2 separate regions of the Homo sapiens genome follow, and region 1 is linked to region 2. A link is a loop called in an ENCODE intact Hi-C map of the cell type or tissue named here. Cell type or tissue: PC-9. All regions are shown on one strand. Links, peaks and the distances in the headings refer to the core of each region. The heading gives the core; the rest is flanking DNA. Region 1 has its middle 92 kb from the start of OTOS. Region 2 has its middle 8.5 kb from the start of GPC1.

Region 1 (6,835 bases), core at 1,291-6,290, 190 kb before region 2:
TTTTCCAGAACTGATAAACATGAATCCTCAGATTCAAGAAGCACAAGAGAGCCAGAGCAGAACATAGAAAACTAAAACCCCACCTAGACACATGATTGTGAAACTGCATGTGTCATACTCTGTAAATCATCTGCTCAGCTCCCACGCTAACCCTCTTTTAGCTTTTCCTCTCTATCTTTCCATCTCTATCTGAAATGCATGCTTCCTCAACTCCTTAGCAGTGAGGGTGCAGGCATGGGACATTGATTCTCCAGAATATTGCACCTGCCCATTTCTTGGATGCCAACGTGGGAAGTATCGGTGGCAGCTGCAGGTGGAGAGGCTGGGCCCTGTGACAACCTGACAGTAGAGGTGTGGCTTGTCACCAGTCTCAAAGGTACCAGTGCTAATGGCAAGGATGACAACAGGATGCCACTGCAATGGTTGGGTCGGATATTTTTTCAGACAAACATTTGGAATGATAAAGAATGGACTGTTCCCAGGGGACTTGAGGGGAAAATTGGCAAGGGTGTTGAAGACGATGGGGAAAGAGGCTGGGCTGCAAGAAAGCCATGGTGGAAGGGAACAGTCAGAAGACGCAGCCAGAGAACAGCGAGGCTGGGGGTCCCAGCAGAGGGGAGAGGTGCCTCAGCGATGGTCCAGGGAGGGAGAGCAGAAATGACAGAACAGTGAGTGTTGCTGGAGCGGAGGGGTCCGGCTGGTGTGCTGAGAGTTCCCAGGGAGAGCACCACCCTCTTTCAGAATGACAGGAGGAGTCAGATACAGAGGAAGACTAGGAGGGTCAGGATGTCTCTCAGGGTCTCAGGAGGGAAAGTGACACACAGATTGGAGGGGGAAGTGTGTCTTAGCAGATGGCCCTAGCTGCAAGGAAACAGCTGGCTTCATTCAACTGTGAAGAAGTGAAGAAGGGAAGGGGCCTGGGGGCAGGGAAGGTCTTCCCCATTCTGAATTCTGTGGAGTGAAAAACGGGCTTCGGTATAGCAGGAGCAGGGGATGAACTGCAGGGAAGGCAGTGTGTTTTCCACCGAAACTGCATCCCTGGGACATCCAGGGCTGCATGGAAGGAAGCCAAGCAGTAGGCCCAGCTCTGCTGGGGGTCCAGGGACTGGCTAAGGGGTCAGCAGATCTTCCACCAGGGGGAAGGGCAGGGGTGTCCACCAAAGGAACTGGCCCCAACTGGGTTGGCTGGACCTCCACGGAAACCTCCCTGGCTCTGACGCTAGAAAAGCTTTTAGTAAAAATAGACACCTACTACTTACTGGAAGAATAAAAGTCACGGTGCAGAGAGACTATGTTTTAATATGATGAATATCCCTTAACATAACACCCCACATTATACCTAACAGTGAACTCCAGGGAAATGGCCCTTAAAAATCAGAAATTAAAAACAGGTGTTTGCCAACTGCATTAAGATTGAACAGGCTGGGCCGGGCGCGGTGGCTCACACCTGTTATCCCAGCACTTTGGGAGGCCAAGGTGGGCGGATCACAAGGTCAGGAGATCGAGACCATCCTGGCCAACATGATGAAACCTCGTCTCTACTAAAAATATAAAAAATTAGCCGGGCTTGGTGGCAGGTGCCTGTAGTCCCAGCTACTCAGGAGGCTGAGGCAGGAGGATGGCATGAACCCAGGAGGCGGAGCTTGCAGTGAGCCGAGATCGTGCCATTGCACTCCAGCCTGGGCGACAAAGCGAGACTCTATCTCAAAAAACAACAACAACAACAAAAAGATTTAACAGGCCGGAGGATGTCGATGCCATGAGTCATGAACCCATCCTGCCTCTCACCCTGGCAACTGGCAACGGGACCTCCAAAAGCAGGAGGTAATGGCTTTGGCACCCAGAAACGCACAAGACAGAGAGCTATGGTTTCCCCAGTGTCTGGTCCTTGGAGGCTCCATGTGACCTAATTACACGCTGCCTTCCAAGCCTGATTGAGAGCAGAGGTGGTCAGGATGCTCAAAGCCCCTCCCAGACATTCTGTCCAGCCAGCAGCAGACCCACCAGTCCCCGCTCACCTATGCAGATGAGTGGCACTGTGCCACTTGCTCAGATGGAGCAGTCAGTAAGTAGCCAAGGGCATCTGGGTTGCAGACCTCAGTTTGAAAAAAAAAGGGAAGCAGGCGTTCGTCCAACATCACCCAGTACTGAAGACGCACCTTCCCTGTGCCAGGCATGGCCCTGGAGCTGAGCACGTCACTGACCAAAACAGACCAACAGTACCACCCTGGAGGGACTCATCTGTCTCCCAGGGAGTCGGCTTTGTTGGGGCCAGGAACCAGCCACCTTTGGGACCCTCCAGTGGCCAAGCCTGGAACCCTCTCTCAGGTGCCACCTGCCTGGGGACTGCGCAACAGTGCTGAGTGAAGGTGAAGCTTGGGAAGCCTCTCCCACAGGTGAGGCTATGTTGTTCTGCAAATCTACAAAGACAGATGACCAGGAGGGACCGCGGCAGGCAGCGCCTTCAGGCTGGGCGCAGACCCTTGAGTGTGAGCAGCAAGGAATCGACGGGAACAGACTGGGAGAAGGGCCCTGCACGCCCGCAGCTCTGCCCTGCACCTTCTGTTCAGAGATCACTTCTCATCAGGAGGCTGCGAAGGGAACTGGTGCTCCAGCTAAGGGTGGTCCCACAGGGTGACCTTGTCTGTCCTGAAACGGAAGCTGTTGTACTAGACTGGGTGCCACAGAATTTAACGTATACCCAATGGCCATACCCAGGCCTGCAGGTTTATGTCCCCGTGACTTTCAATATGCCCAGCTTGTCCTAGCTGCTTCACTAGGAAGTCCTGAGCCTCCGACAGGACACTTTCTGGGAGAATCACAGAGGCGTGTCTCTAGCGAGCGGCTTCCACTCTTTCTTCCAGACAGCCCGATTTCCCCACATGCACCTGGGCCTTGAGAACAGTCCCTGGAGGAGCATCCGACACTAGCAGGCCCAGGAGAACCACATCAGTCCCTCTCTTTGGGCAGCAGCCCTCCCCCTGCTGGGCTGGACTTCGCCCTCGTGGCACAGCGGGCAATTCTGAGCCAAAGCCAAAATGCCAGCTCCCAGCCTCCTAGGAAGGACGGGTCTGTGCGGAAGGCTCTGCGGCCGGCTCTGCCCCCAGGGCTCCCAGCAGCGGGCTCCCGAGGCCTGGCTTCTCCCGGAGGAGACCCCAGCTTCTCCAGCGTTCTTACATTTCTGTATTTCAGACCCAAATAGACCTTGTTCCAGGTTCTCAATGTCCTCCCCAGGGTGGGGCTGGTGGAGGCCTCCAGGTCCTGGGGTGTGTGTGGGCTGCTGGAGGGCAGGCCCGAGACCCAAAGGCGCGTCTCCCTCACCCGCCTCGCCGACACCAGGGGGCGCTGGAGCTCAGCAAAGGGCCCGGAGGCCGCTCTGAAACTCAGGCCTTAAAATACAGGCAGGATCAGCCTTTGGAGCCCTCCCTGCCGGCCGGGCCTGCCCGGCGCCCAGTCAGCGTGCTGCCGGGCCTGTGCCCCTGACGGACCTGGCACAAGGGGGCACCCAGGGGTCTGCAGCCGGATGATGCGAGCTCAGGCCTCCCCCACCTGGGGTGAGACGCCCCCATCCCATCAGCGCACCCCTGCAGCAGGGAAGCATAAGCCTGGCTGCGGCCCCGCCCACAGCACCTCTCTGGTCCAGCCCCGCCCACAGCACCTCCACCTCCAGCCCCGCCCACAGCACCTCCCCTCTCCAGCCCCACCCACGGCGCCTCCCTTCTCCGGCCCCGCCCACAGCACCTCCCCCACTTCAACCCCACCCACAGCACCTCCCTCCTCCCCGGCTGCAGCTCTCCCCTCAAGCCCCGCCCACAGCCCCACAGCACCTCCCCACAGCCCTGCCCACAACACCTCCCCCTCCAGCCCCACCCACAGCACCTCCACCTCAGACCCCGCCCACAGCACCTCCCGCCTCCAGCCCTGCCCATAATACCCCCCTCCTCTGACCCCGCCCACAGTGTCTCCCCCCTCTGGCCCACCCACAGTGCCTCCCCCTCCAGCTCCTCCCACAGCACTCCCTCCTCCGACCCTGCCCACAGCATCTACCCCTCCAACCCCGCCCACAGCACCTCCCTCCTCCGGCCCTGCCCACAGTGCCTCGCCCCTCCCGCCCCATCCACAGTGCCTCTTTCCTCTGGCCCCGCCCACAGCACCCTGATCCTCCAGCCCCACCCACAGTCCCCCCCTCCAACTCCGTGGCTGCAGCCCCGCCCTCAGCACCTCCCTCCTCGGGGGGTGCCGCAGGACCTGGGACGCACCTGATGTTTCTGGGGGGGAAGGGGCACCCTTCTGCAGTTTGCATTGGTCACCTTAACAGCGGGGCACTGTGGTCACAGATCAAGTCCTAAAGGAAAGTAAACCTCTGTTCAGTGGCCAGGGAGGAAACAGGTTGTGAGAAATAACGGAACATTCTTCAGACAGGACAACAATTCGGAGTCTTACACCATCCCAGGTTTTTTGACACGAGGGCTGTCCCCGCGTTGCTCTCCCTGGGCCTGTGGCACCCACTTGCTGGCTAAGGTTAGGACCCACCCTGGGGCGCCTGCCCAGCGGTGACTGTGTCCACAGCACTCTGGGTGGCACCTGCCCAGCTACTTCTGGTTGTGCCCTGGTCACACAGGCATGGTTGGGGCAGAGTGTGGCAGGTGCTGCCTGCACCAGAGCTCCCCATGTGCCAGGCTTGGTGCCCACGTGTGCTGGTGATGCTCTCACCTGGTCCTCAGTGCAGTGGAATGCGGGACACACTGTCACAGCCTCAATTTACAGCTGGGGAAGCTGAACCCCAGAGGAGTTTGGTGACCTATCCAAAGTCACACCGTCTGGAAGTGGCTGAGCCATCATCTACCAATGCCTGTGAGCTTGAGCTCACGTCTCCAAGAGGGTGCAAGCCTGGGTAAGCAGGGACTTGCTCAGCCTCCAAGGAAAACCCACACCTGCAGCAAATGGCTCCAGGTTCAGGCTGGCCCCCGACTCTGTGAAACCACAATGACCAGCCCTGGGATGTTAAGCTCTGGATCGGAAGAGGAGAGGTCAAGAGAGCAAAATCCTGCAAGCCATGAGCCGTGGGAAATGAGTGAGGTGCTGGTTATTACGGAATGTGCCCAGCCTGACGTGATCACACACAGACACAGGCCTCTGGGGGTGGTGCTCCCAGCTGACCTCTGCAGGATCTCTGCACCCTGAATGGCAGGTCCACGTATCATTGCTCTTGCATGTCCCTCACTACCCCAGGAAATGGCCACCAAATCCCCCAAATCACCCTGGACACCAACACTGAACACAGAATGCTTTTGGATTCCCTAAGGTACAAAGGAAATCTTGGTAACTTCTTTCCCCAGGTTGCCTTAGCTTTCAGGGTTTCCGTGAGCTGTGAGCTCACCTGTGCGTCCTGGCCAGCTGCAGAGCACTGCAAGACCTAAAAGGAGGGAGAAGAATGGGCTTGTGGGGCATGGCTGGGCTGCGGCTCTATATGCAGCAGTGAGGAGATTTCATCATGGCCTTGGGCTGCAGACCCCGGCTTCCTGGCATTTCTCATGCACCCTCCTGAGCCCCAGGTGCTGGGTTACATGTCAGTGTGGAGACTACACCCCGTGACCCAGGCACATGCCCTCGAAGGCTGGTTCTTGAGGGCCAGCTTTGGGAGGACAGGTGAGGGCTCAGGGGTGACAGAACACCTACCTGGGGTTCAACAGGCCACCCCCAGTCCTGGAGCCCCTGCTGCTGTCACCCCACCGGCCCAGGCCAAGGACTGCACTTCTCCTTGCAGTGGACCCCTATGAGCGTGCTGTGACCCCCTCACAAGGTCACCGTACCTGTCTGGCCCCAGCTGCAACCTGCCTGGGAGCAGGTCTAAAAACAGGCCCTGCTGCTGGGTGACTGGGCAACTGATCCGGGTTGGGGCGAGGGTGTGGCCGCCACCCGAGGCCGCCCTGTGTCTGGGCAGGTCTCAACTCTTCCTCTGATTCTCCCTCTGTCCCCGAGGAGCTCTCGGTCCCCGAGCCCGGTCAATACCTGAGCCAGGCATTCTTAACCTCCTGTGCACCGAGGCCCCATGGCAGGTAGTGAAAGTTAGGGACCCCTCATCAGAATAATGTTTTTAGGTGCATAAAATAAAATGCATAGAATCGCAAAGGAAACGCATTGCATTGAAATTGTTAGCACAGGTGAGAGCTGAGTTTTCCGCAGAGTGAGGTGCAGGCTCTTCTATCAACGCGTCACCTGGGGTGTACTCAGCAGTTTGAGCAGTGCTGGGCACCTCGCTGCCTGGGGATCCTGGCCACAGCTGCAGTGATGGGAAGACACTATGGCTTCTTCTGGAACCGAGTCACCTTCTTCCATGCTCACAATGGAAGGAGTACCATGTCAGCTTAGCTGAGCAATGGGACAGTTTCTCCCCATGCATGCTCAGGGGAGTGGCCACCCGGAACCTTCTCCCTCCAGCTCCCCTCCCTCATCCTTTGGGTGCACTGTGACCCTGAATCAGCTCTGTGGGGTGACTCCCAGCCCAGAACCCTCAGGCCCAGAACCCCCACCACCACGGGTGGTACACAACCAAGCTCCTTGGCCCCCCAAGAAGGTCTATGGGAATTGCCTGTTCCAGGTCTGCCTTCCAGGCTGGCCCTCACTGGCCTGGGACACCCATCGTCCTCCTGTTTGCACCTCTGCTCCTCCTGGGTAGACCGCATCCCTCCTCAGCCAGCATGTCTCTCCTGCCTCCTCCCCCAGTGACCTCCCCACCAGCAGCCATCCCCTCACCCCATCTCCCTAGGGACACCTCTCTCTAGCCATCCATCCCATTCGAGGCCTCATCCCCGCTCCCATCAGGGCCTCCTCC
Region 2 (6,835 bases), core at 839-5,838:
GGATCCTGTGGGACAACACGGTCTTCAGCTGATCTAGCCCTGCCTCCAACCAGCGACAGTCCCTGGCACCTGCGTCTCTGCTGCTAACCCTCCTGATGAGTGCGCCAGGAGTATTCCGACCAGTGACAGTCCCTGGTGCCGGCATCTCTGCCACTAACCCTCCTGATGGGTGCACCAGGCATATGGCCTCCGACCAGTGATAGTCCCTGGCACCGGTGTCTCTGCCACTAACCTTCCTGATGGATGCACCAGGCGTACGGCCCTCGGGCCTCTCGCGTTCAGCCCAAGCTCATTGAGTGGAAATCCCCGGGTTACCAGCCCTCCCACTACCCTGTACCCAATGCCACTCCGGGTGCCACGCGCCAGAGTCAATTTCCGCCCAACACCACGACTGTGTGTGGCTCTGGCATTTCCAACCACTAGGAGGGCAGGAGGGCTGGCCAGCAGGCGAGGTCTCTGTGTGTGATTTTGAAATGCCTTTTCCCACAATGGCAATTAAAGTGCAATGCCTAATTCTGGACAGCTTCAGAACGAGCTTTAGAAATGGATGAGCTTTAGAAATGGTCACGTAGCAAGAAAATCTCCTTCCAGAAAACCTGCAGGCATGGAGGGAGACTGAGGTGGGGCTAGGGCTGGGGCTGAGGGCTGGGTCTTCCTGAGGCACTGTGGGGGCAGAAAGCAGGAGGCTGGCTGGTGACTGACGCTGCAGAGGAAGACAGAAAGCTTGCACTTTCTCCACGATTGTGTTGAGCAACATTCTAAACACAGTCCTGAGGCTCTCAGTGAATACAGGAGTCTTCACGTTGGGGACAGAATCTCGGAGGGCAGGCCTGTTGGTCTGGACCAGGGGCATGGGGGAAATGTCCAGGCCCTTGGGGCCACACAAGTGCAGTGCCCGGCTCCGCCAGATTCACACTTTTCCAAACACCCCTGCTCCTTCTTAGCTTGAGGGTTAATGGCAATGCCACCTCACGTGGTCATTCATTCATTCAACAAGCATTGGTCACTCCTACAACAACCACTCACCACCCAGCCGTGAAGACCCGAGTCTCAGCGGGCACTGCCCCACCAGGCACATTCTGGTGCTTCGGATACAGCAGAACCAACAGCTGCCCTTGCCCTGGTGATGCAGTTACCTTCCAGGGAGAGGAAGCCAGCTCATCCATGAAGAGATGATTTCTTAGGGCAGCTGGTGCTGGTGAGGACACCAGGCGGGAAGCCCAGCCAGCAGTCACTCTGTGAAGCGGCTTAGCGGACTCTGCCTAGCCTGGTGCCCAGCACCTCTGACCCCGCAAAAACACGCACCCATGTGCCCCTGGTGGCAGAGACAAACACAGCTACAGCAGCGCTCTTGAAACCACACGATTGTCCAGCCACGGTGGCCTGGGCATGGAGACCACAGGCGCTCACAACGGAAGGCCACCTGAGGACGAGAAGTGGGCAGCAACGCAGGTGGTGCTCAGGATCGAGAGACCGAGGTCAGCGCCAGGGAGAGTGCCAGGCCCGGCGGCCCAGTCCATGGGTCAGGGTCGAAGGCAGGGCACCTGTCCTGTGGCAGGGGAGCTTTGGGCAGGGGGACTTCAGGGTGCAGGACAATGTGGAGAGGACGTGAGGGGTCCCTGGGGCAGGGCATGCTCTGTTTCTCAATCTGGGTGCACTTTAAGAGATGCAAATTCATCAAGCCCTACCGTCAGGCTTGCACACTGATCTGCGGTATACCACACAGCGTGGTGACTCACACCTGTGATCCCAGCACTTTGAGAGACCAAGGCAGGAGAATTACTGGAGGCTAGGAGTTCAAGAGCAGCCTGGGCAAATAACGAGACCCTGTCTCTACAAAAAAAAAAAAAAAAAAAAAAAAAAAAATTAGCCAGATGCGGTGGTGTGCACCTGTAATTCCAGCTATTCAGGAGGCTGAGGCAGGAGGATTGCTTGAGCACTGGAATTCAAGGATGCAGTGAGCTATGATCGTGCCACTGCACTCCAGCCTGGGCAACAGAGCAAGTTCTTGTCTCTAAACAACAACAACAAAAATGGTTAAAATATCACGGGCAACACCTTGGAAACCAATTCATGCACAAGGATTGAAGATGCTTCCAGTTCACTCAGACCTCTGTAAACTGTGGCAGTTCCACCTGTCCAGAGTCAGCCCAGTGTTCCTGCTGGGTGGGAGGGAGCCAGGGCTTGCCTGCTGGAGACCTGGCGCCTCCCCTTCCAGGTAAGGGCTCTGTCTTCAGGGTCTGCCCACCTTTTCCAAGGCATGAGATGATGGGAGGGGAGGATGTCGCTGGAGAACGTAGTGATAAACAGGGAGGTGACAGGGCAGGGACGATCACAAGCTGTTGTGAACTTGTGTGAATTGTTAATACTTAACCTCCCTGAGCCAGGTGCTTTTCTATAAGCTGGATGCAAACAGACCCACCTCTCAGGGAGACTGTGCACATCTGAGACAGTCTTCAACTGCGTTCCCCCAAGAAGCAGATGCTGAGACAAGGTTCGTTTACTGGATGGTCCCAGGAAACAGCAGCAGGGGCGTGAGGAAGAGATGAGGAGGGAAGTAGCAGGATGGGTGATCGGTGCAGCTCACTGTGACCTGGCTCAGCCACAAGAAACCTCAGGAGACAGCGTAGAGCAATGGTCAAATAAAAACGACCGTGGCCACTGGTTCAGAGAAGCTCCTGCCCCAAACCCAACACCCAGACCAAACCAGAATGGAGTCACTCATGCTTCATGTCACATCATCAAACTGAACTTAGAAAGGGCCCCTTTTCCCAAAATGAAGAGATTCACCGCAGCCAATCAGTCTACCTGAGTCAGGAGACTCAGGAAGTCCCTCCGTGTTAGTCTGACAAGGAAAGTGACCCCACAATGCCCAATCACTTGCTGTCCTCTTATTTCTGTTTCTTCAGCCTTTTCTGCCTGTAAAGCCCACCTCTTCCACTCAGCTTATGGGAACACCCTTCCTAACTCTCCAAATGCGATGCTGCCTGATTCGTGAGTCACCAGGGATAGCCAATTAGATCTTGCGCGAGTCGGCTCTTCCATTGCTATGAAGAAACACCTGAGGCTGGGTCGTTTATAAAGAAAAGAGGTTTAATCAGCTCAGGCTGTAGAGGAAGCACAATACCATCATCTGCTTCTGGTGAGGGCTCAGGAAGCTTCCACTCATGGTGGAAGGCAAAGGGGGAGCAGGTGCGTCAACGGCAAGAGCAGGAGGAAGAGAGAGAAGGGAGAGGCCCTAGGCTCTCTTAAACAACCAGCTTTCTCGTGTGAACTAACTCAGCGACAGCTCACTCATCGCCAAGGGGATGACGTCAAGCCATTCACTAGGGTCCCACCCCTGTGACCAAACACCTCCCACAGGGCCTCACCTCCACCACTGGGGATCACATTTCAACAGGAGATTTAGAGAGAAGAAACTTTCAAACCATATCAGATCTTAACTAAATGTGTTGAAAGTTTGTTTTGTAACAGCACACACATGCCTGGGTTTCCAGCTGTGTAGCAGGAACTGGTGCCTGTCCACCAGCTAAGGGATACGTCTAAGTCATTTTCTTTCTGCCACTTCCAGGTTACTCTGCCAGGGGACCCAGGGAAACCCAGCAGGCAGCGGTCACTGGCGACCTTGAGTGTGGAGAAGGGAGCGAGGAGGAGCCTGGGTGGACACCTGCAGCACCTGCTTCAGAGGCGAAGTGGGTACAGGTACTCACTGCACTCGCCTCCCTGCACTGGGTGGGTCCTCATGGGTGGGCTGCCATGGTTCTGTTGCAGGCACATGTGATGTGTGGTGGCAGTGGGAGGTGGCCAGGTGGCTGGATTGAGAAATGCAGCTCCCAGCCACCTGGCCACTCCAGCCTCATGATGCTGAGGTTAAGACAGGGTCGCTCACTGGGGGACGGCGCCTTGCCTCTTTCTCTGCACCTCCAGCAGCCTGAACTATGCCCACTTGGGAAGGACGAGATCGTCGGACGCTGGGAGAGGCTCCCTCCATGTCAGGCCTGCTCTCGGGCTCCACGTGGATAATCAGCTCCACACCTCATCCCTCATGGCAATTCTGCTTGGCTTTGGTTTCTACTGAGGTAAAATTCATGTAACATAAAATTAACCACTTTAAAGTGTCCAATTCCGCAGCACTTCATCTGCTCACAGTGCTGTGCAGCCTCACCTCTGTCTAGTTCCGAAACATCTCATCTCCCCACAAGGAAACCACTAAGCAGGCTCTCCCCATCTCTCCGTGCCTCCAGCCCCCACAACCACGCACCTGCTGTCTGCTGCTGTGGGTTCAGGGGAATGTGAAATGCTGGTTATTTCACAGAAATGGAGTCACATAGCCTGTGACCTTTGATGTCCAGCTTTTTTTACTTACCGTGATCTTTCCAAGGCCCCTGCACACTGCAGCAGGAATCGGTGCCTGATTCCTTTTTATGGCTGGAGAACATTCCCTTGCATGGATAGGTCAGTTTTGTCTGCTCATTGGGTGGATATTTGGGATGTTTCCATATTTTGACTACTGTGAATGGTGCTGCTGTGAACATCCATGCAAAAATTTTTGTTTGAATACTTGTTTTCAATTATTTTGTCCATACCCCTAGCTGTATGTTAATTCTGTTTTACTTTCTGAGGAACCACCAAACTGTTTTTACAGTGGCTAAGCCATTTCATGTTTCCACCAGCAATATACAAGGTTTGTCATTTTCCCACATCGTCGCCGACACTTATTTTCCGATTTTTGGTGCTAGCTATCTCGAGTGTGGTGTGTGACATCCTGTTGCTCTGATTTACATGTCCCTGATGACTAGTGATACTGAGCATCTTTTCATGAGATTATTAGTCATTTGCATATCATCTTTGGGAAGGTGTCTATTCAAATTCTTTGCTATTTTTAAAACTGACTTTTTGCTGTTGTGTTGAAGAGTTTTTTTTTTTTCTTCTGGAAACTAGACATTCATGAGATATATGATGTGCAAAAAAATCCTACCATTCTGTGGTTTGTCTTTTCACTGTTTTGATAGTACCCTTTGAAACACAAAGGGTACTATCAAATTTTCATAAAGTCCAATTCTTCTGTTTTTTTCTTTTATTGCCTGTGTTTTTTGTTTCATATCCAAGAATCTCTTGCCAAATCCAATGTCATGAGATTTCCCCAATATTTTCTTCTAAGAGTTTTTGCTCACTGGGGGTTTTGGTCCATTTTGGGTTCCCTGTTGTGTATGGTGTGAGGTAGGGTCTAGCTTCATTTGTCCCTGTACCACTTGTTGAAGAGACTACTCTTTGTCTCATTGAATAATCTTGGCATCCTTGTCCCAAAAAATTGACCACAGGTGTGTGGGTTTGTGTCTGAACTCTTCTATTCCATTTGTCCACATGTCCGCCTTCATGCCAATATCAAACTGTTTTGATTACTGTAGCTTTGTACTGTAGTAAGTTTTGAAACTGGGAAACTGAGTCCTCCAACTCTGTTTTTGTTTTTTAAGACTATGTGGCTATTCAGGGAATATCCTTGTTTCATGCCCATTTTTCCTCCGAGAAAATGAAGAGAGAAGAAGACTGAGTGACCTAAGGGGGTGGCTCAGCTGGTCAGCACCAGCAATGACAGAGGGAGTGACGGGGCTCAGGGGCCAGAAAAGGAGCAGGATGTCCATAGGGCAGAGGTCCTGTGGCTGTGCCTGGCCCTGACCCAAATCTACTGTCCTCACCTGGCTGACAACCCTGCCCTCACAGGCTGCAATCACTCTGCTCATGTGACACTTACTCAGGAAGCCCTGCACCTGCCTGAGAGTCACCTCGCCTCCCTAAAATGAGGCCCAGAGGCCAGGTGTCTAAGCCTCCCTTGGCCGCCCTCCCTGGGCCGCAGCCCCAGGTCTGGGGAGCACTTTGGCCTGAGGCCCTCTGGAAGGGCAGGGCTTCCCTCTGTCACCTTCTCAGGATGCCTTTGCCAGACTTTCGTTGAAGGTAGGGGACCAAGGCCAGGTGGGCTGGTCAACGCCACCTTTAGGGAGGGGCCTCGCCACCACTAGTGCCTGCCCACTCCCCAGCACGGGTGGGCCAGCCAGAGCTGACCCGATGTGGCTGAGCTTGGCTGTAGGTGTGACCCATGGGCCAGGCCATGGTTGCAGGGTGTGGTCAGGGCCTCTCCTCCTCCCTGGTCCTCAGCCGTTGTCTACGGCTTCAGCCTCTCCTCCTCCCAAGTCCTCGGCTGTGTCTTGTTCCAGCCCCCCTCCTCCTTCCCTCCCTGGACACTCCCACTGTGTCCAGGAGGGCCCTGCAGCTGCCTTCACCTCTGGTTGTGCCGGTGGCTGCAGGGCAAATAAAACCAACCCTTCCCCCATCCCCCTCCCCAGGGACCAGGCAGCCTGTCCCTGTCCCCAGAAGAGGCCTTGCACCACCCCTTCCCTCCCACAGGCCTCAGGGGCTCCCTTGCCCTTCAGCCGTCCAACGCTCAGGACACCTGTCCCCTGCCACCTAGCGGGGCATTACTATTGCACAGAGAAACAGACACTCGGATGCGGCAGTTTCGCCTCCTCAGGAAAATAGGATTCCCAGAGAGGACCAGCAGGCCAGGGAGGCTACAGTCCTCCCTCAGCTGCACCATGCAGGTGCCTCTCTCGCCTGTGACTCAGCCTCACCTGCCAAGGTTGCAAGACCCTGCTCGGTGGGCCCTGGCAAGGCCTCCCCCTTAGGAGACGGCTCTTCCACTGAGCCCCTGGATTCCCTCCCACCCAGCGCAGGCCGGCGGCACACAGGGCAGGCCACTGTGAGCACTCTGGCTGCTCTAGGCCCTGACACAGTACAGGCCTGTGTCCTCCGCAGCCAGGTGTGCAGGCCCCCAACCCCC

Evidence for each region. Peaks named below come from ENCODE experiments on the same cell type or tissue, not always from the same donor. Only the 100,000 strongest peaks of a DNase experiment are listed, where the experiment ranks them.
Region 1: a loop joins it to region 2, with 5 times the contacts of the local background. A loop is called at or near these places in 100 of 110 quality-filtered maps.

What each region holds. Positions count from the first base shown.
Region 1 is chr2:240,229,726-240,236,560 of GRCh38, forward strand. No RefSeq gene overlaps it. Among named protein-coding and RNA genes, the nearest start is that of OTOS, 92 kb to the left of the region's middle. RefSeq lists silencers at 3,429-3,638, 3,989-4,038 and enhancers at 3,981-4,522, 5,769-6,269, 6,398-6,835. In PC-9, for the core only: a CTCF peak has its summit at 3,357 (motif pointing right); DNase peaks (open chromatin) are centred at 3,386, 3,716 and 3,896; H3K4me3 peaks cover 982 bases.
Region 2 is chr2:240,423,704-240,430,538 of GRCh38, forward strand. No RefSeq gene overlaps it. Among named protein-coding and RNA genes, the nearest start is that of GPC1, 8.5 kb to the right of the region's middle. RefSeq lists enhancers at 3,207-3,708, 3,709-4,208. In PC-9, for the core only: no CTCF peak of the experiment used is centred there; a DNase peak (open chromatin) is centred at 3,358; H3K4me3 peaks cover 482 bases; H3K27ac peaks cover 2,008 bases.